Linked DNA regions of Mus musculus: region 2 is linked to region 1. Evidence: chromatin loops called from intact Hi-C (ENCODE). Cell type or tissue: left cerebral cortex. All regions are shown on one strand. Links, peaks and the distances in the headings refer to the core of each region. The heading gives the core; the rest is flanking DNA.

Region 1 (10,867 bases), core at 1,203-9,202:
TTCTGAAACTGGAATTACAGGCAGTTGTGAATCACCATATGGATGCTGGCAATTGAACCAGGTTCCTCGGGGAGAGCAGCCAGTGCTCTTAACCACTGAGCTAGCTTCCCTCCTCCCCATCCCACCCCCCACTCCTTACTCACACAATTGGACTAACATCCTGAGAGACTTACTTGTTTCCAGTGATGCTGGATAATGTTTCCAATGTGGTCTTCCTAAAATGCCAAGAGGCAAACCAATCACTCACTAATATAGAGACTACACGTGGCTTTACTTTGGGGAAAACCCGAAGATCTTCAACAGCACCCACAAAAGCCTTTCATATCCAGACCTCTGAGCTGCTTCAGACTCGAGTGCCCCACTGCTCCCTCTCAAATACAATTTTCCAGTATGAACTGTTGACTCAGCATCAAATGGGGAGGGAATACTACTGTTTCAAATTTTTGTTCACTTTGGCCATTGTTTTTGCACACTTTGAGTGTAGACAACTGTCTCTTATTTAAAGTCCTAGGACAGAACAGAACAGTACACGAACACACACAGGTACCCAAGTTGGTGTAATGTTTTCTTTTTCAGTTTCTTTTCTTTATGTGTATGCATCGGGCTGTTCCCAATAAAGCCAGAAGAGGGCGTGAGATCCCCTGAGTTTAGAATTACTGACCATCGAGAGTGCTGGGAAGCAAAGCTGAGTCCTCTGAAAGAACAGCAAGTGCTCCTAATCAACCCAGCTCTCTGCTTCTTTCTTTTCTTACATTTAGTGTGTGTGTGTGTGTGTGTATGAGAGAGAGAGAGAGAGAGAGAGAGAGAGAGAGAGAGAGAGAGAGAGAGAGAGAGAGAGGTGTCAGAGCCAGAGTTGGTTTTCTCCTTCTACCATGTGGTGGGTCCTGGGGATAGAACTCAAGTCCTCTGGGTTGATGCAAGTACTTTTACCTACCAAGCCATCTCACCACCCATCACATATGTTTTCTGAGACAGGCTCTTACCATGTATTCCAGGATGGCCTCCAATTAGTGATCAATAAACTCCCTTTTTAAACTCTCTCAACAGTGAGCCTCCCTACCCCACCCCATCAGTCTGCACCTCTACGTGAGAACTTCCCACACAGCATTGCACATGCCTGCTTTACAGGTTCTACCCCTCTATTGGAATGTGCCTTGGCCCAGTTCCTGGCACAGCATTAGGAACATAAGTGCCAACAATTTACTGAAAAAAAAAATCAGTAGTAAGAAAGGTTAATCAATGGAGCTGGTCCTTAGCTCTAATAATTGGGCTATTTCTTTTCTACTGGATAAAAGCCCCTACCTTAAGCACCTAGTCTGATATTCCCAGTTCGAGTCCTACCTTGGTGTCCTGTGAAGCACCTCTGTCTTTATAGGAATAATGTTCCCTCTAGTTCTTGCTAGACCTTTTGACATCCTGTTCTAGAAGCCCAGACCCTATGGCAGGGCCTCTGTCACTGGCTGCCAGACACTGTGGCTGCCAACCACCCCACCTGCCTGTCTGGGCTCCCTCTGGGCATTCTGCACACCCACATGTTTGTTCTACCTGACTGCTCAAAAGACAGCCAGGGGCTCTGCTGCTACTTCTGGGATCTTCCGCTCTACCCTGTGCTCTTCAATTTCTAACTCCCCCTGCTCTGCTTTCTCTTCTTACAGGATGAGTCCTATTTCTATAACTTCCCAACTAGAAGACTGAGAAGAGCATTCTAATTAAATTCGTAAGTGTTTTAGTTAGGGTTTTACTGCTGGGAGCAGACACCATGGCCAAGGCAACTCTTATAAGGACAACATTTAATTGGGGCTGGCTTGCAGGTTCAGAGGTTCAGTCCATTAGCATCCAGGCAGGCATGGTGCAGGAGGAGCTGAGAGTTCTACATTTTCATCTGAAGGCTGCTAGCAGAATACTGACTTCCAGGCAGTTAGGATGAGGGTCTTAAAGCCCATGCCCACAGTGACACACCTACTCCAACAAGGCCACACCTCCTAATAGTGCCACTCTCTGGGCCAAGCATATACAAACCACCACCATAGGCTATACTTTGTGACTTCCAATGTTCAAGTTCCAACTCTTCTGCTTACAACTACTCTAATGATCTTGGAGCAGGTCACTTTATCCCTTTGAATCACAGCTTTATTATCTAGAAAATGGACAGGATAGGGCTGGAGAGATGGCTCAGCACTCACTTCAGAGGGCTCACAACCACTCTAGCTCTAGGGGACCTAATGTTCTCTTCTGGCTTCTACAAGGAATGCATGCATAGGCAGCATACACACAGAAACAGACACATAAAAATAACAAAATAAATATACTTTTTTTTGGCTTTTTGAGACAGGGTTTCTCTGTATAGCCCTGGCTGTCCTGGAACTTACTCTGTAGACCAGGCTGGCCTCGAACTCAGAAATCCACGTGCCTCTGCCTCCCGAGTGCTGGGATCAAAGGCGTGTGCCACCACGCCCGGCTTAAATATACATTTTTAAATAAGAGGGATAAGATGGCTGTGGTGGGCACACCTTCAGTCCCAGAGCTTGGGAGGCAGAGGCCAGCAGATCTCTATGAACTTGAGGCCAGCCTGGTCTACAGAGCAAATTCCAGGATAGCCAGCGCTACACAGAGAAACCCTGTATCAAAAAAGGGGGGGAGCAGCATAACAATACCTATGCCATCAGAGACACTTGGATCTCTGTGAGCCTACAGCCTGGTCTACAAAGTGCTCACTAAATTCCAGGACAACCAGTACTCAGTTACACAGAGAAACCTTGTCATGAAAAAAACCAATAATAATGGTAATAATATACCATGAGAAGATCACTGTAATTTTTTTGTGGTGCTGAGGATTGAACCCAGGGCCTCACACATGCTAGGCAACTGCTATCTACTGAACTACACCACTAGCTCCACCATGGGAACTGAGTGACACATAGGAAGCATGGTGACACAGCCCTGTAAACCCAACACTCAGAGCAGATGTGGAAGGGTCAGAAGCTCCAATCCAACCTCATAAGTTGGAAATATCCTAGGTTGAAAGGTTCTTTAATATACTGAACCTATCAAACATCATAGTTCAATATACTACGGAATCCTAATGTTCTCCCTGAGGATCACGAACCTTCAGCTGATTAGGAGCTGGGCTCACTTCCACTGTAAACAGGAGTTCTTAGGGAAAAGCTGCTGCACCTCTGGCAATCTCAACAAGCTACGTACACTTAGCTGCTTGTCTCACCAACCAGAGACAAGTGTTAGAGAAAGCTGAGAAAAGAGATTTATTCAATGGGATCACTTTGAGAAGTGAAACAAATAAAGGATCCAATGACCCCCCCCCAAGGCCATTTTCTGGGGTGCTAACATGAAATTCAAATTTCAATGAAGGGCAAGAGACATGTATGTATACTTAAGTAGCCCTTTGAAGGTGTGGTTTGACTCAGTCTATTCAACAAGATGGTCTGATAAATTTCCAGAACTATACGGAATATTTTCCTGGTAAACAAGTTCCTCCTTTGGCTGCCATCAGGACTTCACGTTTCCCCTTCTCCTAGCATGGGAAAGATTACTGGGAAATTTTGACTCTTTGCTGTCCATTGTTTAAATAGTCTGGTAGCAGAAGACAGGGGCATAAGTCTCTTAGTCGGATATTCCAGCTGCCAAGGTGATTATACCACAGCCCAGCATCCTGACAGGACCCCACAGCCCATCAGTAGACTAGGAAAAGTCAAAATTTCTATCATTTTTTATTGATTTCTTCCCATTGGATTATCCAAAACGTTGTAAATTGAATCAGCATAAGGCAAGGCTTTTTCCTTAAGGCACATAACACAGTACCTGGCACATAAAACATATCCTGTGACTACAATTTCTACATTTCCAGTATTGAAGACAGGATTGCCGTTCATCCAATGTGTGTTAGAAAGGTGGAGGAGAAGAAATAACAATTCCTGCTGTCCCACTTGCACCTTAGGTTGCAAACCCTTAAGGTCACTTTGTTGGCCTACTTTTTCTTTTCATTTTGCTCTTAAAAAAAAAATTATGGAGCCGGGTGTGGTGGCACACGCCTTTAATCCTAGCACTCGGGAGGCAGAGGCAGGTGGATTTCTGAGTTCAAGGCCAGCCTGGTCTACAAAGTGAGTTCCAGGACAGCCAGGGCTATACAGAGAAGAAACCCTGTCTCGAAAAACCATAAATAAATAAATAAATAAATATTATGGGCTGGAGAGATGGCTAAGCAGTTAAGAGCCCTGTCTGCTCTTCCAGAGTTCCTGAGTTCAATTCTCAGCAACCACATGGAGGCTCACAACCATCTGTAATGGGGTCCGATGCCCTCTCTGGCACGCATGTTTACATGCAGGTAGAGCACTCATATACATTAAATACACTAATTAAACATTTAAAAATTAAGATTTATTCATGTGTGTGAGTGTTTTGTTCACAGGTACATCTGGGCAGCAGGAGCACTCCAGGTGCCCTCCTAATTCGGAAGGTGCTGGAGCTCCTGAGGCTCGAGATTTGGAGGACCGTGTGGGTGCTGACAACTGAATCCAAGTCCTCTGTAAAAACAAGTGCTGTTAATTGATGATCTTTTCACCACCATCCCCTTTAAAATTTTTGTGTGAATTGGTGTTTTGCTTGCATGTATGCCTGTGTACCATGTGCATGCAGTACCTGAAGAGGCCAGAAGAGGGCATCAGAGAAATCCACCTGCCTCTGCCTCCCAAGTGCTGGGATTAAAGGCGTGCGCCACCATGCCTGGCAAGATTGTGCTTTTAATTAACAACCCACCTTCCAGCTTCTGTTGGGCTATTTCTTAAATATCACATCTTGGAAAACAAGTAGGCTCAGTATCTAAAGGCACTTTTCACCAAGCCTGACAACTTTCGTTCTTTCCCTTAGAGACTCATGGTAAAAGGAAAGAACTCGAACTCTCTAAAGGTGTCCTCTGACCTCCACATCTGTGCAATGGCATGCATGCACGCACACACACACACATACACACACGCATGCATGTGAGCATACACACAAATTAGTAAATATTTAAAACAAATGCAACATCCTCTAGGAATTCTTACAGTTGAAAGCCAATGGCCTTGCAGTTCCCAATCTGCCTAGAAACATCTAAGACTGACAAGTACCACAATCATTATACTTACTGTGATTACCGCCCCTCCCCACTAGCGCTACTCCCAGATATGTGGACAGTATAAAACATTGTGACTGCCTGTTTTTCACACTTGCCTGCTCCCCATTCTCTTATCCATCATGTGTTAACCTTCTACATCTTCAGTGTCACTCAGCCCTGGTTGTCTTTGACCATCAGAGCAGGTACCGTGGGTAAATTAACAAAGGCAAGGCAGTGAGTGGAGAAACGCTTTATAATAAAGAGGAGAAACTGGAAGCAGTTGATAGCATTAGGCAAGGGTACACGTCTCCTAGTAGAATATTCCAGTTGCCAGGGGGATTATACCACAGCCCAGCATCCCGGCAGAGGATCACACAGCCTATCAGCGCAATGGGAAAAGTCTAAATTTCCACCATTCGTGTGCTGATTCTTGAAATGGTCAAAATCGGAAACAAAAGCCAAGGAGGATTTGTGTCTGCACTGACCCTTTACCCCAGCATGGGCAAAACACATGTTGCCTCTTTCCTGTTCCTTGGCTATTCCATGCAGAAGGTAGAGGGTCGAGCCTGGACAATGCAAATGAACGGTGGGTGGGATTCAGCCAGGGGACCTCTACAGGGAGAACTAGAGATGGAAGATAAAAACTCAGCCCCCTCCTAACCACCACACCTCAGTGTATGTGGTTCGGAAATCTCCATTCTTTGATGCAATACTCAGGCTTATGGGTGTTTACTGCACACAGAGCCTATGAAACCCTAGGCTACACTGCTACTTTCAGGCAGCTTTACCTGTGGGATAAGAAACTTGGCGGAGAAGTGATGTCTGAGCATGAAGAAGCAAAACGAGACTACAGGAAGCAGCCTAAAGGAGACAAGTGTAGCCAGCTCCCTTTACACAGCTTCTGGCTTCATTTAACCCAGTCGGGGAAAACATGCTGTAAGGGCACGCAGGAGCATGGATGACATAGGGCCCCTGGCTCAGGTAGACATCCATCCTTTCATCTGAATCCAGCAGCTTCTTCGCTCTGCCTGGGCTCTCTGTTTTCTCCATTATCTACCGAAGGCTGGATTCCTCTTTAGGATTACAATCTTTGTTAAGGTTGTCCTATATGATTGACACGTATGTCCCCAGAGACCTACAGAATGATCCGAAAGCCTCCACCTAACTCCACCTTTCCAGGCTCCTCCCTCAGAGTGGCTGGCAGCTGGAGCAAAGGCAGCCCCCTGTGATCTGGGGCTGAAGTGGAAGCCGAGGCAGTCCCCCTCCCAATCATTTTTCCTTCCCCGGCCTCCAACAAGTAAGACAGAAACCTCAAAGGACAGTGAGGGGTTAAGCTCCTTATATGGAAATGAGACTCCTTCCTGTGCGGAAATAAGTGTTTTAGCTTCAAGTACACACACACACACACACACACATAGGCACACACACACACATAGGCACACACACACACACACACACATACAGGCACACGCACACACACACGCACGCGCGCACGCTGGCGGCGGCGGCGGGGGGCGGGGCGGAGAAGGGGGGCGCGCGGGCGCGCGCGCGCCTTCAGATAAAATTCCCGAAGCTCCTTCTCTTTGGCGGGGGCGGAGGGTGGCGGGCAGCAGGGGCGGGGCCGGGAAAGGCCACTTTGCGCAGCGCAGACAGAGGGATGAGTCATCAAAAAGACTCGGGGAAAGGAAGCGGAACTAGTCATCAGAGCCGGGAAAAGAGGTAGCCAGTCATTAGACAGGGATGGTGTCAATCATACTTTCTCCACCAATGATCTGAGAGTCTCTCAGGCCTCGCAGACCGGAAAAGGGGTCTTGGGAGGCGGTCTAAAGCTGCTGAGATCCGAAAAGCTTGGGCGCTGGCGGCGGCCAAGGCTACGGACGCGCGCAGGGCCCCCTGGCAGGAAGATGGCGTTTGCCGTCAAGGTCACATGGCCACTTTTGAGCACTAAAACGAAAGACTAGCTAAGAAAGAGTAGGGACGGCCATCATGGGGCCGGATTTTCAGAAAGCTGTCAGGATTCCAAGTTGTTTTTTTTCCAGTTCGCAAGCACATTTGTCTTAGTTATCAGCCATATTCTAAACACATCGTACAGCTCTGGGAAAGGGCGGGGTCTTCCCTGGGCTTTTTTCCCCCTCTGCAAGCCTGAAAAGGGGTGGACGAAGCCTGGGCTAGAGTGGTTGGAGGAACTACAGGAGGGCAGCACTTGACAAAATAAAAGCACCCACCCGGGTCTTGACAGGCTTGGGAGACCAGGAAGGGAGGCCGATTCTGCCCACCACCTTTTTTTTTTTGGTTTTTCGAGACAATGTTTCTCCGTGTAGCCCTGGCTGTCCTGGAACTCACTCTGTAGACCAGGCTGGCCTCGAACTCAGAAATTCTCCTGCCTCTGCCTCCCAAGTGCTGGGATCAAAGGCGTGCGCCACCACACCCTGCTCACTGCCCACCACTCTTAATCCCTAAAGGTCCATGCCAGGCTTAGCTCCAGGTAGTGAGTGAGGTCCAATGCCTGAGCCCTCTCTAGTTTGGAAAAGTTGATTTGATTAAGTTCCTTGAATAGGTTCAATGTAAATTCAGGATCAGAAATCTTAAAACTTTACAATTTACAAGATAAAATATGTCAATCTGTGTAAAATGTGTTGTTGTTTATGAGGTGACCCACAAACATTACTTGGGAAGTTTTCTTGTTCCCTTGCCAAGCTTGGTAGCCCATACCTTTAATCTCGGCACTCAGGAAGCTGAGGCAGGAGGATCTTGGTGAGTTTGAGGCTAGTCTGGTCCACATATTTCCAGGAAACCCTGGGCAATATGGAGATACCCTATCTCAAAAGGGAAGGGGGGGTCTTTTTGAGCTGCGCCTGCGTACGCCTTTAATCCCAGTACTGAGGGGTGGGGGCAGAAGCAGGTGGATCTCTTGAGTTCCAAGCCAGCATGGTCTACAGAGGGTTCTAGGACAGCTAGGGCTACACAGAGAAAGCCTGTCTTGAAAAACCAAAAGAAACATTTTTTGAGACATGGTTTTCTTTATTGCACAGCTCTCAATGTCCTGGAATTCACTTTGTAAACCAGGTTGGCCTCTCACAGAGAGCAGCCTGTCTCAGCCTCCTGAGTGATGGGATTTAAGGTATGTGCCACCACACCAGGCTTGAAAAGTATCTTAACTGAAAGATAAAAAGGGACTTGTCCACATCTTGGCGAGTATGGTTAAAGGGCCTTTACTCATGGACCCCCGTTTTGTGGGAACCAGGGAAGAGTTGGAGCCTATGCAAATAAAAAAGCAGCTTTCTAGGAATCAAAACACCGTAAAGATGGCTCTCTCTCTCTCTCTTTTTTGTTCTTTCTGCTATTTTCATTTCCCTCTGCAATTATGTACCCTCTCCATCAATAATCTCATCAATATCTGCAGTCCTTAACCTGTGGGTCTTGACCCCTTTGTGGGATCAAACAGCCATTTCACAGAGGTTGCCTAAGACCATCAGAAAACGCAGATATTTACATTACAATTCAGTAGCAAAATTACAGCTATGAAATAGTAACAAAAATAAGTCTGTGGTTGAGGGTCACCATAATATGAGGAACTGCATTAAAGAGTTGCAGCTTTTGGAAGGTTGAGAACTGCCTTCTTTAGTTTAGAGTATAAACTGAGAGCTGTTCCAGAATTTATAAACAAACAGAAGAGCCTTCAAGTCTAAGCCTGGGATGGGTTATGACAGAAACAAGGTTGAAGAATCCCTAGGATTGGAGACTGTGGTGGAAAGAGTACCATCTTCCTTAACTCAGTCTTGCAATGCTCAACTCGGTCATTGCCATTCAAGCTATTACTCCTGTGTGTTCTCTATTATCACACTGTGAGGATTCACCAGAACAGTCAGTGGCTTTTGTTTTAAATTTGAGACAGGATCTTTCTTTGTTATCCAAGCTGGTCTTGAGTTTGTGATCTTCCTGCCTCAGCCTCTTGGGTATCCGGGACTGCAGTTGGGCTCTAATTTCTCCAGGTTTAGTTTCACAACACATTGTGGAATGGACTTTTCTGGAACATCTGCTTATCTCTCAGCCTTTTAGTGGGGCTACAGGAATCCTAAGTATAACTCTAGGCCATTTAGGAGGAAAACATCACTTAAGCCTGAGTTCATGGAAAAGCAGACTCTTTTGCTCACTGTAAAGGTTACGGGCAATTTCCTGGGTCTGGCTTAGAGATTTACAGACACTCAAGTCATCATATGAGAGAGTGCATAAGTGGAGAGTTTGAAGAGGGTGTGGCAAACCCAATCCTGTAGTGCTCCAGAAAAAGATACATTCCCAGAGGCACTCTGGAGAAATGGAAATCCTGACAACATAGAAAAGAGCATCTGCGACACTCAAAGCAGTACTTGCCCTCGCTCTTTCTTTTGCTTTCCACATATCCCAAACAGCATCTGTCTTGGCGACCCATTAGGGAACAAAGCTAGGCTGAGTGCTGGAAAGGCAGGAAAGGGGCCTGCTCTATCCTATCTTGGACACCAGGTGGCAGTAGATCCCAACAGTAGTTCTGAAAAAGCCATTTGGAAAATGGACCTTGAGAGCCCTTGAACTATTTTCCTACGCCTTGCTCCCTACATGGAACTGGAGAATAAGAAGCCTTTTCAGGTGTGATGGACAATCATCCTTCAGGGAGCCACTTCCAGCTGAAGCTTCATCTCTCACCCATCTCTGTGTCCAACTGTTGGAACGCTGATCAGGCTCCCTGAAATACAGTCATAGTCCCTGCTCCTTCCAGAAACGTGTTTCTCAGCTGCAGATAAAGAAGGCTTGGAGAACCAGGCAGCATACACGAGCTGCTCTGAGGCCCCTGACACATATACAGCTGAGAACTGCCTGGTTTGGCCTCAGTCAGAAAGGATGTGACTAACCCTTGAGAGACTTGAGGCCCCAGGGAGTGGAGAGGCCTGGAGGGGCGGGCGGGTGGGGGTGGGGGTGGGGGTGCTGGGGAGGGGACGACATTCTCTTAGAGGGGTGGGGGAGATGGGACGAGGAACTGTGGGAGGGCAGACAGGGAGTCCGGTAACAATTGGAGTGTGAAAAAATTAAAAATAAATAAAATTTAAAAGGCAGTTATTTCTCATTCAAAGTCAAAGCAGATTTATTTTTTAAGCAAAAAGAAGGAGGGTGGAGATTGTAGCTCAACAGTTAGGAGCATTGAGTGCTCTTCCAGAAGACCTGGGCTCCATTCCCAACAACCACATGGTCTGTAACTCCAGTTCCACCACACAGGAAAGTGATGTACACATATGGAGACACAAATAAAATAGTAATTAAAAATATTTCTTAAAAAGAACAAAGGTGTTCTTTTAGTTGTGTTTATAGATGCCTTCACCCCCTAGAAGAGTGTTTTTTTTTTCCTTCAAGGAAGTCAGTCAGAGAAACTCACACATGAGAACTAGGTTCTCAAACTAGCTTCTGCTCAGATTCTGCCTTCCCATCTAGTGAAATGCAGAAGGCTCGCATCGTGGGCATGCTGAGAGCGGCACAGTCTAAAATCACTGGGATGTGACTGACCCACTCCACTGCCCCTTCCTGTCAGGCATAACTGCTCCCAGCGCTGTGGTCACATTTCTGACTCCTACAGTTCTATGCCTGGAACCATTTTTTTTTGGGGGGGTGGGCTGTCCCTGAGTCTAATGGACTCTCCACACATTTTTTTTGGGGGGGGAGGGGTTCTTTCTTGTTTTGATTTTTGTTTGTTCTAAGACATGTAGCCCAGACTGGGCTTGAACTCAGGATTCT
Region 2 (8,000 bases), core at 1-8,000, 110 kb after region 1:
TCCAGTGTTGATTGATGGGGCCTGGTCAGAAAACCAGGGGTCATTTTCAATTCCCCCTCCTCCTTCTCCAAATATTAACAAGTTACTAACAACCACTTTGTGCAATATAATATTTTATTTTATTTAATTTTCACAACAGCTGCAATGGTAGCTTTTAGGTTTTGTTTGTTTTATTGGTTTTTTTTTTAATTTTTATTTTTATGAGACAGAGTTTCTCTGTGTAGCTCTGGCTGTCCTGAAACTTGTTCTGTAGACAAGGCTGGTCTTGAACTCAGAGATCCGTCTGCCTCTGCCTCCTGAGTGCTGGGCTAAAAGGTGTGCACCACCAATGCCAGCCTTTGTTTTATTTCCATTTTACAGATGAGGAAAACTTTGTACAATTTATTCAAGGTTACAGAGGTAGGGAGCAGGGTTTAAAATCTAGTCAGTTTCAATTCATGGCTCACACATTTAACTAAGCCCTATACTGGATCTCTATCTAATACAAATCCTATTTCATTCTTCTATACCTTTTCCCCCTTAGCTTTCATTTATGTGTGCATATATGTGCTGCTCATTTGCAGGAGCAGGTACCCTCAGAGGCCACAAGACCTCAGAATTTTGGGGGCTGAAGTTACCCAAGGTTGTGAGCTACCCAATGGGGATGCTGGGAACTGAACCCATGTCCTCTGCAAGAGTAGGCATTGCTCACTCTTAACCACCGAGCCATGCCTCTAGCCCTCACCACTTTCTTATTGTAGGTTCCTTCCTAATTAGTCACATTCAACTTTAATATATTTTCTCATGTTACCTGCAAAATAGTCCCTCTAAGATGAATAGGATCATGTCTTTCTAACTTCTTTTTTCCTTAAGACCCTTTGGTGGTTGCCTATAATCTATCATAAAAGCAGAGACATTGCTTAATATAGAGGACTCATTCTCTTCTCTGCCCATCCCCAGACATCCTACATCCCTTAAACATTTCCATTACACAATCTGAATTGGTGATAATTTCCTAAAAATACTGTAGAGTTTCTTCCTGCAATGGGTTTAAATATGTTATTTCCTGTGCCAGAAATTGCCTTTCCCCATTTCCAGAACTATTTCTCCTTTATGCCTTTAAAAGGTTTTTAAAAGAAGATTAAATTTTTTTTTGTATATGAGTGCTTTGCCTGCAAGTATGGATGGGTACCACATGTGTGCCTGGTGCACAAGAAGGTGAGAAGAAGGCAGTGCATCTCCTGGAACTGGAGTTATGGATGGTTATTAACCACTATGTGAGTTTTGGGAATCAAACCCAGGTTCTCTGCAAGAAAAATCAGTGCTCTTAACTGCTGAGCTATATATAGCTCCAGCCCACATCCCTTTATACCTTCCCATGTGTTAAATATGTCCACCTCTAGGAAGTCTTCCCCCAATTTTTTGAAACATATACCGTTTTGTTTTGTTTTGTTTTGTTGAAACAGGGTCCCATTATAGCCTGGGCTGCTTTCCAACATGCTGTGTAGCACAGGGTGGTATTAAACTCCCAAAGCCCTTAGATCCATCTCCCAATGGCTGGGAGCACAGGCATGCATTATCATGTCCAGCTCAGTAACCTAGTGTGTATATGCTACTTTGTTTATATTTGTCACATTTGTTTTGTTTGCTTGTCTTTACTTATAAAGTTAACTCTTGGGCAGTGGTGGTGCACATCTTTAATCCCAGCATTTGGGAGGCAGAGGCTGGTACAGCTCTGAGTTTGAGGCCAGCCTGGATTACAGAGTAAGATCCAGGACAGCCAGGCCTGCATAGAGAAACACTGTCTATATATATATATATATATATATATATATATATATATATATTTTAAAAAGTTAGCTTATTGGCAGCAGGAACTTTCATAACTCTAGGTCTTTTAGTATTTAGCACAGTGCTTGGCATGGAAGTAGTTTGTTGATATCAGTTATATTAAATTAAATTAATTATTATAAGCCCTTGTGCTTTGTTGAAAGACTCCAGTCTTCAGTAATATGAGGTTATTTTTGTAGGAGAGGAGGTTAGGTGATGGGAGGAGGAAAGAGGACCTAAAATTGCCACCTGTTTACCCCTTAATACGGGACATGCAGAGCTGGAGAGATGGCTCAGTGCTTAGGAGCACTGGCTGTCTTGCAGAAGACCCAGCTTCAAGTCCCAGCACCCAAAGTGGTTCACACAACCATCTGTAACTCCAGTTCCAGAGGATCTGACATCCTCTTTTGGCCTCCTAAGGCACTTCATGCACTTGGTGCATGGACACACCCGCAGGCAAAATATGCAGACACATCAAAAATACTTATTTAAAAGTTAAAATGATAATAAATAATTTACAAAATGAAGGGATATATATAAATTAGTTTTAAAAAATGTATGTTTAGCCGGGCGTGGTGACGCACACCTTTAATCCCAGCACTCGGGAGGCAGAGGCAGGTGGATTTCTGAGTTCAAGGCCAACCTGGTCTACAGAGTGAGTTCCAGGACAGCCAGGGCTACACAGAGAAACCCTGTCTTGAACTCCCCCCCCCCAAAATGTATGTTTAAGGACTACAGATATAGCTGATTTTGTAGAGCCTGGATTTGATCCATAGCACTGCACAAAACAGCATTTGGGAGAGACAGGCCGAAGGGTCCGATTTCAAGGTCATTCTCTGCTATAAAGCAAGTTTGAAAGCAGCCTGGGGTTCATGAGACAGTGTCTCAAAACTACATAAGAACCACAAAAATTCCTAGCTGGCCATGGTGACACTGAAACCCAGAGGGCTTGGCAGGAGCACTGCCACAAGTTCAAGGGAAGCCTGGACAGTTAGGATAAATGTAAGACTTTGTCTTAGTATGTACATAACATGTGCAAATACATTTTACACGTATGTAAATATGTTCTTCTGTAGATGTTCTCATGCAGACACATACTTTCATGAGAGGTTGCAAACAAGCTCACAGCATAGCCAAGTGCGGGTTCTGCAGCATATAGACAGAAGTTATGAAGTAAAGATCCTGAAATTTGTTAAGAAATGAATATGCCTGGAATTAGTTGTTATGTAGCAACATGTGGGGCATGAAGATACACCCACTATTCCTGAAAAGTGAGAACATGAAATCTTTATTGTTTACGCAATTCGTGTTTACTGATTCCCGGGCACCACAATGTATTGCTTACACTTGCGTGTAGCTTGAATTGAAACTATCAGTGGCACAAGTAGTAAGCCTGCAGTCTACGTTTTTTCTATTATTGTTGGAACCCCACCTTCCAGAAACCATTCTATTTTCAGGGAAAATCCGGACTTAAGGACCTGGGGTTTCGGCCTATCACCTTAGGATAATAGCTTGTGGGGCAGTGCCCACTGCTTGATTGATGCACGGGGTGAGCCAATTTCTTGGGTTGAGGGACACAGATTGGAGGAGCATGCGTGTGGTGCTTCTCAAACTACTGGGGCAGTGAGTATTGGAGATGCAGGTTCCGGGGCTGCTACCAGTACCACCCGGAAGTCTGAATGACGCTTGCATTATAGAGTACCAGCCCTAGTCTGCATGGCAACTATTCAGAGTGAAGGGCCCGAGGCTCGGGCGGTGTGTGCGTGCGCGCATGCGTGCGCGCGTGCGCGCCGCCGTCGTCTGGGGGTTGGCTGGTTATTTTGCAAGCGGGAGGGGCTGTGCGCGCTCTTGCCTCAGGCCTCTGTCCCCCACCCCCTTCGCCGGTACCGGGCTCTTCTTCGGAAAGATGTCGGACACCGCAGTGGCTGACACTAGGCGCCTTAACTCGAAGCCCCAAGACCTGACCGACGCTTACGGGCCGCCCAGTAACTTCCTGGAGATAGACATCTTTAATCCACAGACGGTGGGCGTGGGCCGCGCGCGCTTCACCACCTATGAGGTTCGCATGCGGGTGAGTCACGGGGTGAGGGAGACAGCTGAGGGAGGACGGAGCAGGAGGGGAGGGGGCATGGGGACGACTAACGGCGGGCCGCCTTGGAGGGGTCATGTGAGGGTTAGGGCTTGGAAGGTTTGGAGAGGAGGCTGCAGACTCAGCTGTGGCCCGAGGGTACAGAAAAGTCCAGAGGGGACTTGGGGCGGGGATGAAGGAAAACAAGTACTTACAAGGAAGAAGTGAGGCATGGCTGGACAGGGTGTGGACGATGGACAAAGATTAGTGAGGAATCCAAGTAGACTAGAACATGATTGACAGGACGGGAGGGGAGGATGGAAGAAGGCTGGGGGATGGAAAGCCAAGGCGATGTATCGCTGGGTTCTATAACTAAACTAGGTTATGGGAAGCCATTCTAAAGGGGGGAGGGCAGGAGGGCTCAGCTTCTTCCTAATAAGATCTCTCTGGGATGATGGAGTTAAGCAAAACCTTTAGTTCAAGGCAAGAGTGAGTGAAGGAAAGGGAGACAGTGGGCTTATGGGAGCAGTAGAAAAGCAATTTGCAGACAGAATGCTTTGCTGACTTGTGTAAGATTGACATCTGCAAGAGAGAACTGTTTTATGCTTAAGTTTCTTAGGTACCACAATGTCATGTCTCACGTGAAACCCGGCCCTGCACCGGGATTGGGGATTGTCAGCTGCTGCTCCCATCCTCTGCTAAGCCTTTAGATGTGAAGTATCCACAATGGTGACTTCAGGTTTTATTGGCGTTCACTTAGGGTTTATGGGAAAGGCAGCATTTGCCTTGTCTTCCCCTAATCTGTAGTTACTTTAATACATGACATTTCAGAAGGGCTCCAGGAATGGCTTCTTCTAGTCTGCACCCCAGGGGACTTTATTCTCTTACTCCACAGTGCTTAGTCCACAGTGCAAGATATAGTACATGGTTCACAGGTATTTTTTTTTTTTTTGCCCAGTTGAAATGGTACAGATTAAAAAAATTTAAGAACCATTTTTTCTTTTTTACTTGTGTTTTCTTCTCAGGTTAGAGATGCAGGATATTCTTTTCGAACAGTATCTCTTTTGAATAGCTTTGAAGATCTATGAGTCATATGAAGTTCTCATTTTTTTAAAAAGATGAATTGAATTAAGAATGTTTGTTCTACCTGTGCCTGACAATCTTATGGAGCAATGGCACCCTCTCAATTGAGAGGGGGCAGAAAGCCATCACAGCATGAAGCACAACTGTTTTTATGGAGGCTAGACTATTTGAAATGTTCTCTTTGGAGAAGGATGGGATTTATCTTCTTCAAACTGATAGAAGAGAGGTGATCATGGAGGAAGGCTTGACTACTCAAGGGACCCTAAGTCTAACTTGTTCAGTGTAAAGAGTGCCTTTAGGGTCTGTTCACCTTGTCTAGGTGCATAAGAACCTTAGGGATTAGTAAGGAAATAGTTCTCTAGGAATTCTGATAACAGAGACCATCCAACTAGTCCCTACTATGGGCCAAGCCCAAACTAGGTTTTAGTTTCTTTAAAAAAAATTTTTTTTTGATACCAAGTTTCTCTGTGTAGCCCTGGCTGTCCTGGAACTTGCTTTGTAGATCAGGCTGGCCTCAAACTCAGAGATCCACCAACCTCTGCCTCCCACATGCTAGGATTAAAGGCATGTGTCACTTTGCCCATCTAGGTTTTATTTTTTTGTATACCTTTTTTAAAAAACAGAAATCAGGAAAGCATGCAGTTTCTGTAATTTCCCCAAGTACATGTAATGTATAAGACCTCTGGATTTGAAACCAACTCTCTGACTCCAAAGTCCATGCTCTTTCCACGACCTTGTTAAACTTTAGTTGCAAAACTTAGTATGCAAAATGTACACTGAGACTTTGTTTTGCTTTGAGACAGGGTTTCTCTGTATAGCTCTGGCTGTCCTGGAACTCACTCTGTAGATTAGGCTTTCCTGGAACTCAGATCCACCTGCACCTGATTTCCAAGTGCTGGGACTAACCCGTATACTCAGCATTTTCCTCAGTGTCTTCCACAGTTCCAGTTATACAATGTTGATTGGAGTTCTTGGTGCTTCTTTATTTTGTGGGTTTGAGTTGATTGGAGGCTTTGGCTGTTTTATTGAACTCTAGTGTTTAGAAAGGTACTAAAATCATTTGTCATTTGTATTTATTTTTCTGGTCCTGGAAATTTAATTCAGGCTGAACACATACTCCTCATTGATCCTACCCCTTCAGCTCCTTTTTATAAATATTGATGAAGCTATTCTCTTTAATTTTATTCAGGAATGGATCCTGCCTGCCTGAGGAGTCTGGAGAGGTGCAATGGTGGCCTCACGTCATTGTACATATGGACATTTCAATGTGGACTTGAATTTTGTGTTTTCTTTCTCCTTTCACTTTATTTTCACTAATTATGTTTCTACTGTTTAAGGAACACAATATCTTTAGTAAATACTAGTACAAATCTATAATCCTATGATCCTAAATGTCTTTTTTTTCCTCTTAGGGGATTCTGATAAATTTTTCTATAATGGATGAATTTTAAACAGTTAATAACAGTTAATACATGCACATAGTATAAAATTCAGTTAGTATACTGTATGAACAGTCTCTAAATGTCATTACCAGAGGCTTTCCTTTCAAGAAAGTTTCCAGTTTCTTTTTAAAATCAAAAACTTAAAAAAGGTTTATTTGTCTTATGTCTATTTAGTGTTTTGCTCAAACATGTGTTTGAATCATATACATCCTGGAACTGGAATTAGAGATAGTGGTGAGCTGCCATGTGGGTGCTGGGAATTGAACCATGGTCCTCTGTAAGTGCTCTCAAGCACTGAGCCATCTCTCCAGCCCCCCCCCCCCCCTTCACGGTTTTTGAAATTACATTTGTATTCATTTTGTGTCCAGAGGAAGGTTTACAGAGCATGTCAGAGGACAACTTGAAGGACATGGTTCTTTCCTACCATCTGGGTTAGTAGGAATCACATTTAGTTGTCACCATTACTTGCCCATTCTTCTGGTCAGCCTCTAGTTTCTTATTTTTTCTTTTCTTTTGTTCCTTTCTAAGTTTCGTGTAGCCTAGGTTGTCCTAAAACTCACTGTGTAACTGAGAGTGACTTTCAGTTACTGATCCTCTGATTTCTACTTCTCAAGTACTGGCATTACAGGTCTTAGTCATCATGTTTGGTCACTTGTTTATTCCTTTTAAAAAATGCTTTTGTTCTTTGAGAATTTCATACCATGTATCATGACCATATTCATACCTACATTCCCCCCTAATTCCTTTCTGATCCATCTCTACCTCCCTAGCTCTTCAACTTTGAGTCTTCTTTAAAAACAAAGCAAAATCATCCAGTCCAATTTGTTTTGCTCATATACTTCAGGTATGGGACCATCCACTGCAGCATTGTGGACATACAGTGGGCCACATCCTAAAGAAAGCCTGATTCTCCCTCTCCATTTTAAGAATTGTTTAAATGACAAATTGTTATTTATATCAGACTATTTTCAACCATTGATATTTCTTGGACCTTGAAGATTTTGGGTAAAGTTGGAGCTAATGACAATCATCTGTTATTTGGCTGAGGAGGAGATTTCAATTTCAAGACTTGGGGACTGTAAGAGTTGATATAGTAAGGATCATGTGAGGCTCTACCAGCACTCCAAGATACTCCTTTCTTGCCAAGAGGCAATTGTGTAGAGAAGAAAGAGGTAGTTCTTTCTTTCTTTCTTTCTTTCTTTCTTTCTTTCTTTCTTTCTTACTTACTTACTTACTTACACATTGCTCTGAATTGGCTGGGAAGAAATATAGCCTAGATTAATAGATGTATTTGACCATTTTCATTTAGAATTTGTAGACAGGAATGAAGATTTGGGCTTTTAATTTGTTATAAGGTCCTCTTTCCACCAGAGCCTGAGGAGTCATCTTAGTGATTAAGATGTAGGAATGATTATGTTACAGAAAACCAACTTCTATAGTGGCTGTTCATTCTGCAGGTTTTAGGAAAGGGGTAACTAGATAGATAGGGTTTCTATTTAGTAATTGAATATTGATAATTTACATTTTGGGAGAAGCAAAACTTGTCATGGTTGTTGATTTTTTTTAAGACAGTAGTATGTCAACTATACTGTTCTGGC

The links. Hi-C counts contacts between places; a loop is a spot of excess contacts. Peaks named below come from ENCODE experiments on the same cell type or tissue, not always from the same donor. Only the 100,000 strongest peaks of a DNase experiment are listed, where the experiment ranks them.
Region 2: it touches region 1 in a loop (8-fold over the local background); 6 of 42 quality-filtered maps call a loop at or near these places.

Annotation. Positions count from the first base shown.
Region 1 is chrX:101,328,601-101,339,467 of GRCm38, reverse strand. It overlaps Gm31385 (a long non-coding RNA gene), which reads right to left and starts at 1,380. Exons shown (of 3, transcript XR_387011.3): 1 at 1,342-1,380; 2 at 174-215. In left cerebral cortex, for the core only: a CTCF peak has its summit at 4,660 (motif pointing right); DNase peaks (open chromatin) are centred at 4,693, 6,034 and 6,868; H3K4me3 peaks cover 1,295 bases; H3K27ac peaks cover 1,499 bases.
Region 2 is chrX:101,218,142-101,226,141 of GRCm38, reverse strand. Snx12 (sorting nexin 12) reads left to right here and starts at 3,579. Exons shown (of 5, transcript NM_018875.2): 1 at 3,579-3,880. The coding sequence starts at 3,716. In left cerebral cortex, for the core only: no CTCF peak of the experiment used is centred there; DNase peaks (open chromatin) are centred at 3,512, 3,841 and 4,494; H3K4me3 peaks cover 1,984 bases; H3K27ac peaks cover 1,402 bases.